Linked DNA regions of Mus musculus: regions 2 and 3 are each linked to region 1. A link is a contact called in ENCODE Hi-C or POLR2A ChIA-PET data. All regions are on one chromosome and are shown on one strand. Each heading gives the region's core, a stretch centred on a gene start or an enhancer-like site at or near the end of the contact. The rest is flanking DNA. Distances are from core to core; before and after follow the strand shown.

Region 1 (4,426 bases), core at 979-3,478:
ACAATAGTCTCTTGAGGAGCATGGTTAGTGTGTAATGCCAGCTTTTAACAGACTAAAGAACCTTATTGCAAGTTGAACTATTTGGGTGTTCTGTATCTAATATCCTTCCTTCAGTCCCCATCTGCCACCTACCCAAATGCCCACCATTAATCCTTCATTTCCTATAGTTAGAAGGGAAGTAACATCATTGCAGAGATTCACATAATTTGCTTTTCTCTTTCCAAGTTTCTAATTTATCTTTACTACTGCTAAATAACCAAAGCTACAGAAAAACATGCAGTAGAATGTCTACGGACTTCATCCAAGGTGCCACAGTATAAGGGTGTCCCATACCCCTTTCTGGAGTCTCTTCATGAGGAAGTCGGAGCCTCCAGGCTTTTGTCCTAGGCTTGGATATTTGGCCTTTAGCTTTGCCTCCTCAGCTTTCTCAGGGAGAATCCCTTCTTTCTCCTGTGTATCCTGAAGAAAACACGCCAAGTGAAATTAATGGCTGAAAAACAATGACTTCTAATATCTGATAACCTTTGTATTATCAAATTTTCTTAGAGGTCTACCTGTTTGTAATTATGCTATCTACACTCTGTTCTGTTGAGTGTGTGTATTATTTAAGGATTTATTTATTTTATGTGCATGTATTCTGCAGACTCGTATGGCTATGGCTGTGTACCACATGGATGCCCAGTGCCCTGAGTTCAGTCTGGGCCCGGTTTCCTAGACTGAACTGTACATGGTTGTGAGCTACCATGGGCTGGGAACTAAACCCAGGTGCTCTGCAATGAGTGTTCCTAACCAATCTTTCCTGCTCCTCTACTCTTAAAAGCTAGACCTTTGTTCAAATGCCTAAGCTCAAGATAACTGTATCAAGCAAAGAAAAACAAGTTAGTTCTTATATTACACTCAAGGAATCACCCGTGACCTGTGAACACTAGGTTAAAGGTAGTATCTCAACATGATACTTGAACCATAGAGCAAGCCAGAGCTCACTCAGGAAAGATAAAAAAGGAACTACTAGAGTTCCTGGCTGTCCTACAGGTCAGGGGAGCTTTTGTCTGCTGAGAGGCTCCCTCCTCATTCACACTCTAAGAAGCAATATGGTCTCACTGTGGAGGACGCTAGGCATGTGGCTTATTCTAAAGATATTTACCAGAGTAATATACTTGAAAACAGAAATCAACATGCCATTAGTTTTTCTTGTTGTTTTTATTTTTATATTTTCTGAGAGAGGGGTTCTTGGTGTATATTAGGTTGGTCTTGAACTCAGAACTCAAGAGATCTGCCTGCCTCTGCCTTCCAAGTGCTGGGATTAAAGGCGTGCGCCACCATCTCCTGGCTAGTGTATTTTCACTTGACAAACAGGGTCAGAGATAACACTAAGTGTATTTAATGAGTCCCTGAGCTCAGTGTTAAGTAACTCAAATATGGTGTCGAAGAAGGGGTTTGGCACTAGTGTTTTCATAATGCGATGGTGGGTGGACCACATCCCACTGCGGAGAAATTCGAGCGGATCTATAAGTCACTGACGGTGAACAACAAACCATCCCTACCAAACAGGTCTAAGGAAGTTGCCACCTGAACTTACCCCATGGTAATAATTACTCTTTTCCCCTCCCCCAATGCTGGTTCATTTTAAATGTCTTCACTTTGACCTCTATCTTGCTGTGGATGAAGGATGAGCTCCAGTCTGGTATTTATCTTTACTAATCAAACATCTCATTTACAGCTCTGGACCACCATCCAGCCCCCTTTCATTCGCCTCATCTTTCCAAACACCCGCCCACGCCAGAGCTCGCCCAATTATAGAACGGCTTCCATGAACTGAATAGAGGCCTACTGGCCAATAAGAAAGGGGAGCCCACAGATTGACAATCGGCTTGACTAATCGACATCAGGGCACTAGGCCGCGCCGAAATGCAGCCTGCGCGACATTAGTAGTGGCCAACCCCTGTACAGCCTGAGGCAGAGGCGGCCAATCAGCGGCAGCGGGGGCGTATTCCGCCCGCGCGGCCACCCCCGGTCCCCCCTTCTCCTCACCTGCTTCTCCTCGCCGGTCTCCTCCGCAGGGTTTTCTTCTTCTTGTTTCTGGGACATGGCAGAACCGGGACTGTGTAATGCAGGGCCCGGGAAGTCAGCCGGAAAAGGGAAGGGGGAGGGGAAACGGGGACAACCTGAGCTGCTGCTCCGGCTCCTGTCACTATGGTTGCTCAGTCAAAATGGCGGCTCAAGCCCGTGACGTTGAGACCGCCCCCTCCTATGAGAGCCAATGAGAGTGGGCTTGACGGGGCAATGATGTAACGACACACCAATAAGCGTTGGCCGGAGGTGGGCGGATTCTTTAGAGCGACAGGCAAGCTAGAACACCAACCGGGAAAGAGAGTGAGCCACAGAACCAATTAAAAGCCTGCATGGACCTTAGGGGCAGGACAGCAAGCTTTGGTATTTTTGCTTCTTGGGTGGGCTGAAGCTGTGTTCAGTTTATTAGCCAGATCCTGGGCAAGTCGCTGAATGTTGCATCCGAGCCGGGTTAACATAGAAATCCTTTATTCTCTGGTGCAAAGGCTCAAGCCTTGAGCGGTGTTAGAACAAGTTACCCACGACCAAAAATTAAAATTGGAAGACAAACTGATATTCAGCAGTTTTCCAGGACTCAGTGCTAGCTTGTAGGAGACTTGAGTTTTCTTGTAAGGTTTTCATTCACACTTTAGTCCTTATGTAGGCAATTATAACTGTTAATGATGTATTTATAAAAACATAAAGGGAGATATGTTCTATGGAGTTGTGGTGAGTGTTGTGATTATAGAAATATAGAGAAGTATAAGGTTATGTTCTATGGGGGTGTGGTGAGGTATGGGGTAAGGGGGTGCCTCAGGCCCATGCCAAGGCATCCCTGCCCCCTGAGGGACCAGCCACATGACGGTATAGTATAGAATAGAGTTTATTCAGGGTATAGGGAGGGGAGTTAAGAGAGAGGGTAGTAGTGAACCGGGCATGGTGGAATCCCAGCACCCAGGAGGCAGAGGCAGGCGGATTTCTGAGTTCGAGGCCAGCCTGGTCTACAGAGTGAGTTCCAGGACAGCCAGGGTTATACAGAGAAACCCTGTCTCGAAAACAAACAAACAAACAAACAAACAAACAAACCAGAGAGAGAGAGAGAGAGAGAGAGAGAGAGAGAGAGAGAGAGAGAGAGAAGGTAGTAGAGGCAGAGAAAGGCAGAGAGAGGGAGAAAGTAGCCCATGGCCACATGGAGAGAAAGGAGAAGGGAATGGGGAGAGAGGGGGAAGAGGGGGAACTAAAGGGTAAGAGGCAAAAGTAAGAGAGAGAGGAGGGGGCAAGCAGCCCCTTTTATAGTGGGCCAGGCCTACCAGGCTGTTGCTAGGTAACTGTGGGGGGTGGAGTCCAGACAGAATACCAACAGTGAGGTATGGGAGAAGGGGGTACCTCAGCAGGCCCATGCTAAGGCATCCCTGCCCCCTGAGGGACCAGCCACAGGACTATAGAATAGAGTATATTCAGGGCATGGGGAGGGGAGTCAAGAGAGAGGGTAGTAGAGGTAGAGAAAGGCAGAGAGAGTAGAGAATTATAAAAGTAGAGGCAGCCGTGAGCACGTGGGAAAGGGGGGAAAGGAATGGGGAAGGACAAGGAGACAGAGGGAAGAGCAAGAGACCAAGAGGGCAAGAGACCTAGAGGGGCAAACAGCACCTTTTATAGTGGGTCAGGCCTTCCTGGCTGTTGCCAGGTAACTGTGGGGTGGAGCTTAGACAGGATGCTAACAGTTAAGGGTCACTCTGTGGAGACATAATTTCTTGAGTTTAAGATGGTAGTTCTAGGCACATGGTAAACATTTAACACATATTAAATACCAGCTAATGTAAACAAAGCCATAGTTCAATAATAGTTCTTAACCTGTGTGATGGTTCCTGTCTATAATACTCCCACAAAGGACGCTGAAACAGTATCTCGAGTGTGAAGCAAACCAAGACTACACAGTGCAACCCTGTCTCAAAAACGAAAGGCAACCAAAGAAATAGAGTAGTTCTTGAGCATCTATCAAGTAGATAGGACTGTATTACTTTTATATGAATACACACATAGGGCAGCCTCCGCCTTTCAAATTAAGCCATTATCTCATCATCTCCTCCTCCTCCTGTTCCTCCTCTTCCTCCTCCTCCTCCTCCTCCTCCTCCTCCTCCTCCTCTCCTTTTTGGTTTTTCCATGTAACAGTTTTGGCTGTTGCTGGAACTTACTCTGTAGACCAGACTGACCTCACAATCATGGAGATCTGCTTGCCTCTGCCTCCCAAATACTGGGTGGGGTTCAAGTCTTTTTTAAAAAAGATTTATTTTATGTATATGAGTACACTGTACCTGTTCTGATTGTTGTGAGCTTTTTTTTTTTTTTTCTTTAAAGTTTATTCAATACAACATAAACT
Region 2 (4,426 bases), core at 1,346-3,845, 36 kb after region 1:
GAAAGCAACGAAAAGTGATGACCAATAATTTAAAAGTCCACTAGAAAGACCATATTTTATCATGCTTATTTCTTGGGCATTGCCTACAACCCAGAAGTGAATTTGTATCACCATGAAATGGGTCCCCAAATTAAATAAGATGGGTTAGCAAAACTTCATGAGCATGTGGCTTCTTGAGTTACACATAATTTGTAATTTTTGTAACGTTAAACACATTTTAAAATTATTGTGTATTCACGTACATAATATTTGTGGGTGCTTGTGCCATGTGCACATGAGGAGGTCAGAGAACAACTTGTTGTAGTTCACTTTCTCTTACCTTTCAACAAGTTCTGAGCATTGAAGTCAGGTTGCTTAGCCTGTATAGCAATTGGCTTTACCCACCCATTGAACCATCTCTCCATGTCTATGTTTTAATATTTTTTTCCTTTTAATTTATGTTGTATACATGAGTTTTTTGCCTGCATGTGTGTCTGTGTACCCACATGTCGTGCTTGGTGCCTGAGCAAGTGTGAGTCTCCATGTGGGTGCTGGGAATCAAATCCAGGTACTTTGCATAAACAAGTGCTATTAACCATTGAGCCAACCCTCCAGACCAGTATTTTCTTTCTTTCTTTTATTTTGTTACCATAACAACTCATTTCCAAGTATGGCAATTTAGCATTCTATCTGGTTATTTTGTGAAAACACAAATAACTTCAATAACAACAAAAGCCCAGCAAGAATGTTAAAAGATTATCAAATTTGCAAAAGAAAATGGGGCTAGGGCTGGAGAGATGGCTCAGTGGTTAAGAGCACTGACTGCTCTTCCAGAAGTCCTGAGTTCAATTCCCAGCAATCACATGGTGGCTGACAACCATCTGTAATGGGATCTGATGCCCTCTTCTGGTGTGACTTCTTCAGACAGTGTACTCATATACATGAAATAAATAGAATGTCTTTTTTTTTTTAAGTATAGAATAGGGTTTATTAAGGGCATGGGGAGGGGAGTTACGAGGGTAGTAGAGGCAGAGAAAGAGAGTAGAGAAGTAGAGGAGTCATGAGCACGTGGAGAGAGAGGTGGGACGGGAATGGGGAGAGAAAGGGGAAGGGAAGCAGGGAAAGAGCAAGGGAGGAGCAAGAGACCAAGAGGGCAAGAACTAAAATAAGTCTTTTTAAAGAAAGAATTCATTCAAAAAAGAAAAAGAAAAAGGGGCTAGAATATGGCTCAGTGTTACAGTTACAGCATAGTGTTATTTAGCATATATAAGGTCCTAAGTACCATTCCCATAAATGGGGGAAAAAAAATCTGAGCACACACCCTTTTATACTAAGCATTACACTTGTCTAAGTCATCTGTGATAAAGCTTAAAGTTAGCACAGTTCATACAAATGTAAATGTATTTTATTTTTCGTTTGTTTAGAACGAAACAAAACAGGGTTGCTCTGTGTAAATGTCCTAGCTATCTTGGAATTCATTATGTAGACCAGGCTGGCCTTGAACTTAGAGATCCACCTGCCTCTGCTCCCCAAGTGCTGGAATTAGAGGTGTGTCACCACTGCCTGGTATAAATGTCAATTTTTATGATTAAAAGCAAGTCAAAAACTATCAGCAATTATATATCTTTGAGGTCAAAAGAATAATATTTAAAATGTGCTATGGTTGTGCCTAGTTCAACAATTTTATCTTGCTTTCTTTCTGCCTCTGATCCTTGTGATCTTGGAGTTTTCTTCCTTTTCCTTTCCTCCCTAAATACTGTCTGTCCAGTCTTTGAAGGCCTACTAAAGACAAGTGAGGCCTTAAGGTGAATTCTATCTCTCCACTATGCATATATTAAACACTTAGAAATGGATTTTTCTTCAGTTGTATGTAAACAGAAATTTATACTTAAGCCCTTTAAAATGTTTATTATAGTCCCTCTTTTGTTATGGCTGTCTGTTACATTAAACTTCTCCAGGGCTGAAATATTGTCATCTTTTAATTTTTATATTCTCCATAGCAACTAGCACAATATCTTTAACGTTTTAACTGCTCAAATAAATATATACTCATTAAACAGCACCAGAAATACACACCAAGAGTCTTACAAACAATTCTTCATACAAGCGTATATTTCAAATATAATTTTCAGGGGAAGTAAGAAGAGTGAAGGAACAGAACACAGAACAATGCCTTAGGGTGCCAATTCCATTTGGCATTATTTCCAAACCCAATCCAAGAAACTTTAACACCCCGGGGAGAATGGGGGCAATTTTCTTTGAGGAATTCATCATTTCCCTGTGGCCACTTATTAGTTAAAATACCCTACTTGAAAACATGATGAGCAACAACAAATAAGTAAAAACCACCCTTTCTCTCTAAAGTAAAATACTGACCAGCTCTGTTGGATGTTAAGAAGTGTTATATTTGCTCACCTGACGTTGCTCCTGAGCTGCAGTGGGACGTAGGCTGCAGTTCGCGCTCTCGTTTTGGAGGGCACCTGTTTCCCGTACCCTAGGCGGGTTCCAGTAGGTGAAAAACTTCTCAGCCACACAGAGAGTACAAACTTCCTGATCCTTCGTTGCAGAGAGGGAATAACACATCAGCTTCCTCAGGATCACTAGGCAACCTACCTTGGTGTTTCTTCATTGGGCCAATCAGAAACCCCCAAGTTTGACTCTAGCCAATCGGAGCTTACGAGGGGAGGTCCTCCGGGCTATTGTGTTGCGATCCAGACAAACATCACCAAAAGGAGGCAGGTTTGGGTTCAACCTGACAGCTGGTCTGTCCAATGAAGGAACCTCGGTGGCTGCGAGGAAAAGGCTGCATCCCACCCCGATGAAATTACCCAATCAAAGTATTCTGTGAGATAGCACAGTGCTGCCAATCACGAAAGGATTCTGTTGGCCAATTTCAGTGTAGCAGGTGTTTTTCTGTAGCTGTCTGTATTGGCACTGCTGGTTAAGAAATGTTGGCATCCAAGCAATAAGGCTAAGAGTAAACTCTGAGCTTAACTTTGCCTCTAGAAAAACGTAATCTGACTCGGTTTGTGCTGTTTATACTGAACAGCATGGGTACTATTACACACATAACAGCTCTAGAGGGATGTTATCCCACTTTGATAATCCTGTAGCTACTGTACAGTTTGGAATATGGCTGCTAAAATTACAAGACGGAAACAGATCAAGTTTTTAGGTCTTCCTTTTCTGAAGCAAAGGAAGCAAATAGCTTGGGTGGGGCTAGGTTCCAGGTCTCTCAGCAAAACAATTGTTCACACTACCACTCAAAAGTTCTAAAATGTGTCCACCTCGCGAAAGATATACTTACTTAAATTCTCTCAAAATTAATAGCTGAACACTTTCTGTTAATTAAATAACTAGAAGCCCTGAAAGACCCTGCACACTGAGCATCTTAGTCATGGTATTAAGATGCCGGTCTTTTTTTTATTGGCCATTGCTTTTATCATTTTTGCTCTAAATACATATTTAAAAGTTGTTAATAGGGCTGGTGAGATGGCTCAGCGGTTAAGAGTGCCGACTGCTCTTCCAAAGGTCATGAGTTCAAATCCCAGCAACCACATGGTGGCTCATAACCATCTGTAATGAAATCTGATGCCCTCTTCTGGTGTGTCTGAAGACAGCTACAGTGTACTTACATATAATAAATAAATAAATATTAAAAAAAAAAAGTTGTTAATAACACACTATATCAAAATAGCAAACATTGTTTTAATAGCACCAAGTAAATGGTACAGTTTTAACATAAGTAAAAAGTGTATCCTTACAGAATTTTAAAGTCAGAATAAACACTTCAAAAATGGTTTTAGAGGGCCTTAAAACTTAACACATTTAAAAAAAAAGCTTTCTTTAAAATAGAAGGCAGGTTGTATTCAGTGGATATGAGCAGAATCAATGACATTTGTATTTTTGTTTAGTCAAAAGTTCCCTTGGATTTATCTCAGGTAAACACAATATAATAGCTAAAACTTTTATTAGTTTAATAACTATGAACTACAAAATAATTTTCAGAGGTACAGAAGGCACACCTTCAAATAATACAGCATATTAGTTTAAATGTTGAGAACTGCAAATTTGCATAAGAAAAATAATTTTTAGGTATGTTCCTTTGGTTCACTAACTCTCCTTTTCTTCAGCACTGACTCTTGACTAGATTCCAAGACGTGAAGGACCTGTTAAAAGAAAACAACTACGTAAGAGACTTTAATTTTTTGGGGGTGGGGTTCAAGACAGGGTTTCTCTATATAGCCCTGGCTGTCCTGGAACTCACTTTGTAGACCAGGCTGGCCTCGAACTCAAAAATCCGCCTGCCTCTGCCTCCCAAGTGCTGGGATTAAAGGCGTGAGCCACCACGCTCGGTGAGACTTTAATTTTTTTACAGTTTAAAATTAAAAAAAATGTGTGTATATGTTTGTTTCCCTGTGTGTGGGTAGAGTACATGAATGCAGGT
Region 3 (4,426 bases), core at 1,165-3,664, 34 kb before region 1:
GGAAATCAAACCTTTCCATCCACCCCTTTCATTCATTCTAGAAGTCCTTCTCCATGGCCTCTCAGTGTTTGCTGAGAGGGAACTTTGCTTCATTCAGACAGTGACTCTTCCAGGGGGAGCACTTTTCCCATGTATTTATTCTTGTTAGCCACAATCCTGTAGCCACTTTCTTTTTGCTATGTTGCTACAGTAGAACTGGACTGTTAAAATCCTGGGCAGCTTCAAGTCCACCTTCATAAATACACATGTTTTCACAGATGCATGTAGTTTGGTGGCTGGAGCTTTAAGAGTCCCCTATTGCACTCACAAGGCTATCTTATTAGATATGCCAGACCAGCCCCTACTCCAGCAACACCCGCAAAAGCCAGCAGCACATTTCTGATGCCGCCTTCTAGGTCCTGTACGTGGAAGAACTCCACAAACCCATCCTAGAAAACAAAAAAGAAAAGCACATTTTCAAGTATGGGTTTCTGCTGTTGTAACACTACATACAGAGAAACGGTGAATTAAAATATCCCCCAAACAATGGTGAACCAATTACCTACTTCTGGGATGCAAGAGACACTTCTGGAGTTCTTTCCAGTGAGTAACCACACAACAGTTACCTTACAGCAGTTGTATTGCACCTCAATTATTTTTGCACAGACTGAGCAGGGCCCATAACCAACCACTCTTTGGATCCATCCCCATGTAGTATTTCTCCCATGGGTATTTCCTAATGAGAATGAGTGCACCTTACACCAGAGCTGGTGTATTTGGGTATTAACTTCTAAAATGCAGGCTCTACCCCTTATCCATTTGATTAAAATGAGGGGGATGTAATTTAGTCATCACAGGTGACTCTTACTTCTTCACGGTTTGAATCCACTGCTCTGAAGATTATCCAACTGAATTAGAAGTACAACCTACAGAATACAAGACCTTTTGGTACAATTCAAGACCGTCATAATGAGTTTTTCTCTGGACCTACCACCTACAACGACCAACATCATGCAACAAGAGATACATAAATTAAATCTGAAACCGGAGAGAAACTTTGTAAAAACCCTCTAGGTGCCTTCTCCTTCACAAAATCCTGCACCCCATTTCCACTCCACGGTCCCTTTATATCACAAGACGAACTTACCCAGCCTCTTTGTTTGACAAGCCAGTCCCGTTTCGTCCTTACAAGAACATCTGTGATAGTTTCTGCTAATGGTTCGATGAAGCTTTCTTGGTTTACGCTCTTTAAGTGTTTGGCCACAAAGGCACCGAAAGAAATAAGAGTCACAATCCTGCCCCAGTTTGTTACGCCATCTTTGAAAACATGGACCATTACTCGAGAAAAAGATTTAACATCGCCTTCGTTTTTAATGTCCAGTTTCCGGAGCATGCCTGAGAAGAAAAGCAAGAAACCTCATGGCCTCCTTTGTCTGCAGCGGGGCACTACCCTTCTGCCCACCCACGACGAGGGGACCGTGCTCTCCCGGCTCTAGAGCAGTCAGGCAGACCCCACGCCGACAGTGACATCCCACCCTTTCCGGTCTTTGAACCCAACAGCCAGATGGGCGGAAACAATGACTCACAGCCAGAAAATTCTGGTTGCAGAGCCAGGCTCCGGCTCTTCCCTCTTCCCGCACGGCCCGGCCCGGCCCGGGCGCCGCTTACCCTGGAAGGCCGTCTCGTGGTTGCGCTGCACGCCGTCGCCCACGCGCCGCAGGGTCTCCAGCGCTCTCCGGCCCGCCGCGCCCGCCTCGCCCAGAGGCTTCGAGTCCTTGGAGCCGGTCGCCTGCTCCCGCAAGTAGCGCGAGATGATCTCCAGCGACTGGCGGTATAGGTCGTCCTCTTCCTCCTCGGGCGGCGGCGGCGTGGAGGGCAGAGAGCCGTCGGCCCCGGAGCTCTTGGCCGCCTCGCTCACGCGCTCCAGGAGGGGCAGCACGGCCGGGCGCTTGCCGATGGCCTCCGGCTCGCAGCCGTCCAGTTCCTCCTCCGGAGACACGATGGCGGCGGCGGCCGACGCGGCCATCTCCTCGGGCGGCACGGCGAGGAGGCCGGGCGACTTATGCAGCCGCCTTTCGGCCGACGCGGTGACGTCGGGGTCCTCGGCGCCCACGGGCGGCGGCCGGGCGACCACCCGCGCGCCGGGCAGCAGGGCGGCCTCCCCTCCCCCCTCGCGCCGCGCCTTGGCCTCCTCGGCCACCAGGCGCGCCCCTGCCGGAGAACCGCCGCCCGCGCCGAGGCTGGCGCCGCCGCAGTACAGGTTCAAGCCGATGACCGCGTTTCTCCGCAGGCCAAACATGGTCGGACGCCGCAGGCTGAGGGGAAGGAGCGGGGAAGGCCGCGACTCCAGACCGGAGGCAGGCGGAAGTCAGGAGTGAGGAAGGCCGTTCCCTGCCGCCGCCTTAGGGCCGTGCTGACGCAGGCGAGGACTTCCCGTAAAAGGGGAAAGGGGCGGGCGTTTCCGGAGGGCTGGCCCGGCCACTCCGCGCCTCTTCCGGCCGGAGCGCTCTCGCGGCTTCCGCGGCTACGGTTGGCGGAGCGCGGTACCTGGCCTTGGCTCGCGGACGGATTGTGCTTTTTTGTCCGGTACAACTCTCAGCCCGGCTGGCCAAGTGCTTGGCTTCCCGGGGAATGGTTCCTGCTCGGGAACGCCTGCTGATCTGTGTCGGTTTTTGAATTTCAAGCTGCCCTGGAACTCTGCATAGCCCAGGCTGGTCCTAACGTTAGGCAGTCCTGCCTTAGCCTTTCTCGTTGCACTACCTGCTGTGTTTTTATAACATACCAGTCTTAAACACTTTTTTGTTTGTGTGTATTTGTGGTTGTGTGCCTGCCTCCAGGTGGGTGCTGGGAGTTAAACCCTGGAAGAGCAAACCAGGGAGGGCATCTCCAGTCTCATACACAAAGGAATATTAACCATTGATTTGCTTAAAAGTTAGGGGGAGTCCTGCTCTGTCATTTTTCTACTGTGAGCCCTCACTCCCTGTGTTCCAAAATGACTTTCCGTTCCGGTTTTTTTTGTTTTTTGTTTTTTGTTTTTGTTTTTTTGTTTTTCGAGACAGGGTTTCTCTGTGTAGCCCTGGCTGCACTGGAACTCACTCTGTAGATCAGGCTGGCCTCAAACTCAGAAATCCTCCTGCCTCTGCCTCCCGAGTGCTGGAATTAAAGGCGTGCCCCACACTGCCTGGCCAAAATGACTTTTCATGGACAGCTATTAAGGGGTTATTTATGTGGAGCCTGTGAAAGATTCAACTGGTGAAAGGCTCCTGAAACCCAGCCCTAAAGACCTGAGTTCAATACACAGAACCCACCTAACAATGAAGGAGTGAGACCACTTTCCAGAGTTGACCTCTGGCTGCCAGAAGAGCCTAGCTCCCTACCCTATCCCCAAACAGTAAAAGTCTAAAATATGAGCCATTTATGGTGGCTAGGCCTATAGCTCAATTGGCAGAAGAGCTTGCCCAGGCCTGGGGAGGCAGAGGCAAGAGACTCAATTTAAAACTCATTTTTGGCTACATGATGAGCCTGCTGTCTAAAATGAACAAAGGATGGTTACGGGAGTAACTCAGTTGGTAGAGAATTTGCCTACCCTTGTAGAAGTCCTGGGTTGATCCCCAGCACCATATAAAACGGTGAAGATCTTTGGTGGACTGGTTAGACTTAATATCAACTTGACACAAGCTGGAATTCCATGGACTGGCGGTCCTGGGTTCTGTAAGAAAACAGGCTGAGCAAGCCATGGGAAACAAGCCAGTTAGCAGCTCCTGCCCATGGCCTCTGCCTCTAGGTTCCTGCCCCGTTTGAGTTCCTGTCCTGATGTCCTTCAGTGATGAACAGTAATGTGGAAGCAAGCTAAGCCCAATGAACCCTTTTCTCCCAAGCTGCTTTTGGTTGTGGTGCTTTGCCATAGCAACAGAGACCCAAACTAAGACACTTGGTCTACATAGGAAGCGCCCATCAGCCAGGGTTAAAAGGTTGAGACCCTGTCTCAAACCAGATAGATAGATAGATAGATAGATAGATAGATAAGTAAGTGGCAAGCTGGAAATGTGGCTTACTTGGAGAATGCTTGCCTAACATAAAACCTTGGGTTTAAAACCCTGTAAATTGGCTGCATACCTTCAGTTCCAGAACTTGGGAGGCTCAAAACAAAAGACATGGGGAGATAGATGATGGTCCAGCAAGTAAAGACAATTGCTGCCAAACCCTGGAACCCATGTGCTGGAAGGGAAAGAAACGGGCTCCTAACCACTGTTCCTGACATCCACATATGCATTAAATCTATACATTTTTGTTTCAGTTTTTAGAGACAGGGTTACTCTGTGTAGCCCCAGCTGCTCTGGAACTTGTTCTGTAGACCAAGCTGGCCTTGAACTCACAGAGATCTGCCTGCTTCTGCCTCCCAAGTATTAGAATTAAAGGCATGCACCACCACTGCCTGATATAAATA

Evidence for each region. Hi-C counts contacts between places; a loop is a spot of excess contacts on that map. ChIA-PET counts read pairs that join two places held with the same protein, here RNA polymerase II (POLR2A).
Region 2: a map of heart shows a loop between it and region 1 (4-fold over the local background). The contact joins the promoter of Golph3l here to the promoter of Ensa in region 1. A Hi-C loop is called at or near these places in 1 of 37 maps with a recorded cell type or tissue (heart). POLR2A ChIA-PET finds 5 or more read pairs at or near these places in 4 of 5 experiments (Patski and embryonic stem cell).
Region 3: a map of heart shows a loop between it and region 1 (2.7-fold over the local background). The contact joins the promoter of Mcl1 here to the promoter of Ensa in region 1. A Hi-C loop is called at or near these places in 4 of 37 maps with a recorded cell type or tissue (heart and left cerebral cortex). POLR2A ChIA-PET finds 5 or more read pairs at or near these places in 5 of 5 experiments (Patski and embryonic stem cell).

Annotation. Positions count from the first base shown.
Region 1 is chr3:95,622,782-95,627,207 of GRCm38, reverse strand. It overlaps Ensa (endosulfine alpha), which reads right to left and starts at 2,228. Exons shown (of 4, transcript NM_019561.2): 1 at 2,032-2,228; 2 at 334-459. The coding sequence starts at 2,088. It also overlaps the pseudogene Rps10-ps1.
Region 2 is chr3:95,587,103-95,591,528 of GRCm38, reverse strand. Golph3l (golgi phosphoprotein 3-like) reads right to left here and starts at 2,595. Exons shown (of 5, transcript NM_146133.3): 1 at 2,395-2,595. The coding sequence starts at 2,562. It overlaps Hormad1 (HORMA domain containing 1), which reads right to left. Exons shown (of 15, transcript NM_001289532.1): 15 at 3,669-4,148. The coding sequence ends at 4,071. Gm40097 (a long non-coding RNA gene) reads left to right here and starts at 2,712. Exons shown (of 3, transcript XR_867468.2): 1 at 2,712-2,884; 2 at 4,113-4,169.
Region 3 is chr3:95,656,709-95,661,134 of GRCm38, reverse strand. It overlaps Mcl1 (myeloid cell leukemia sequence 1), which reads right to left and starts at 2,414. Exons shown (of 3, transcript NM_008562.3): 1 at 1,648-2,414; 2 at 1,127-1,374; 3 at 1-428. The coding sequence starts at 2,278. The coding sequence ends at 312.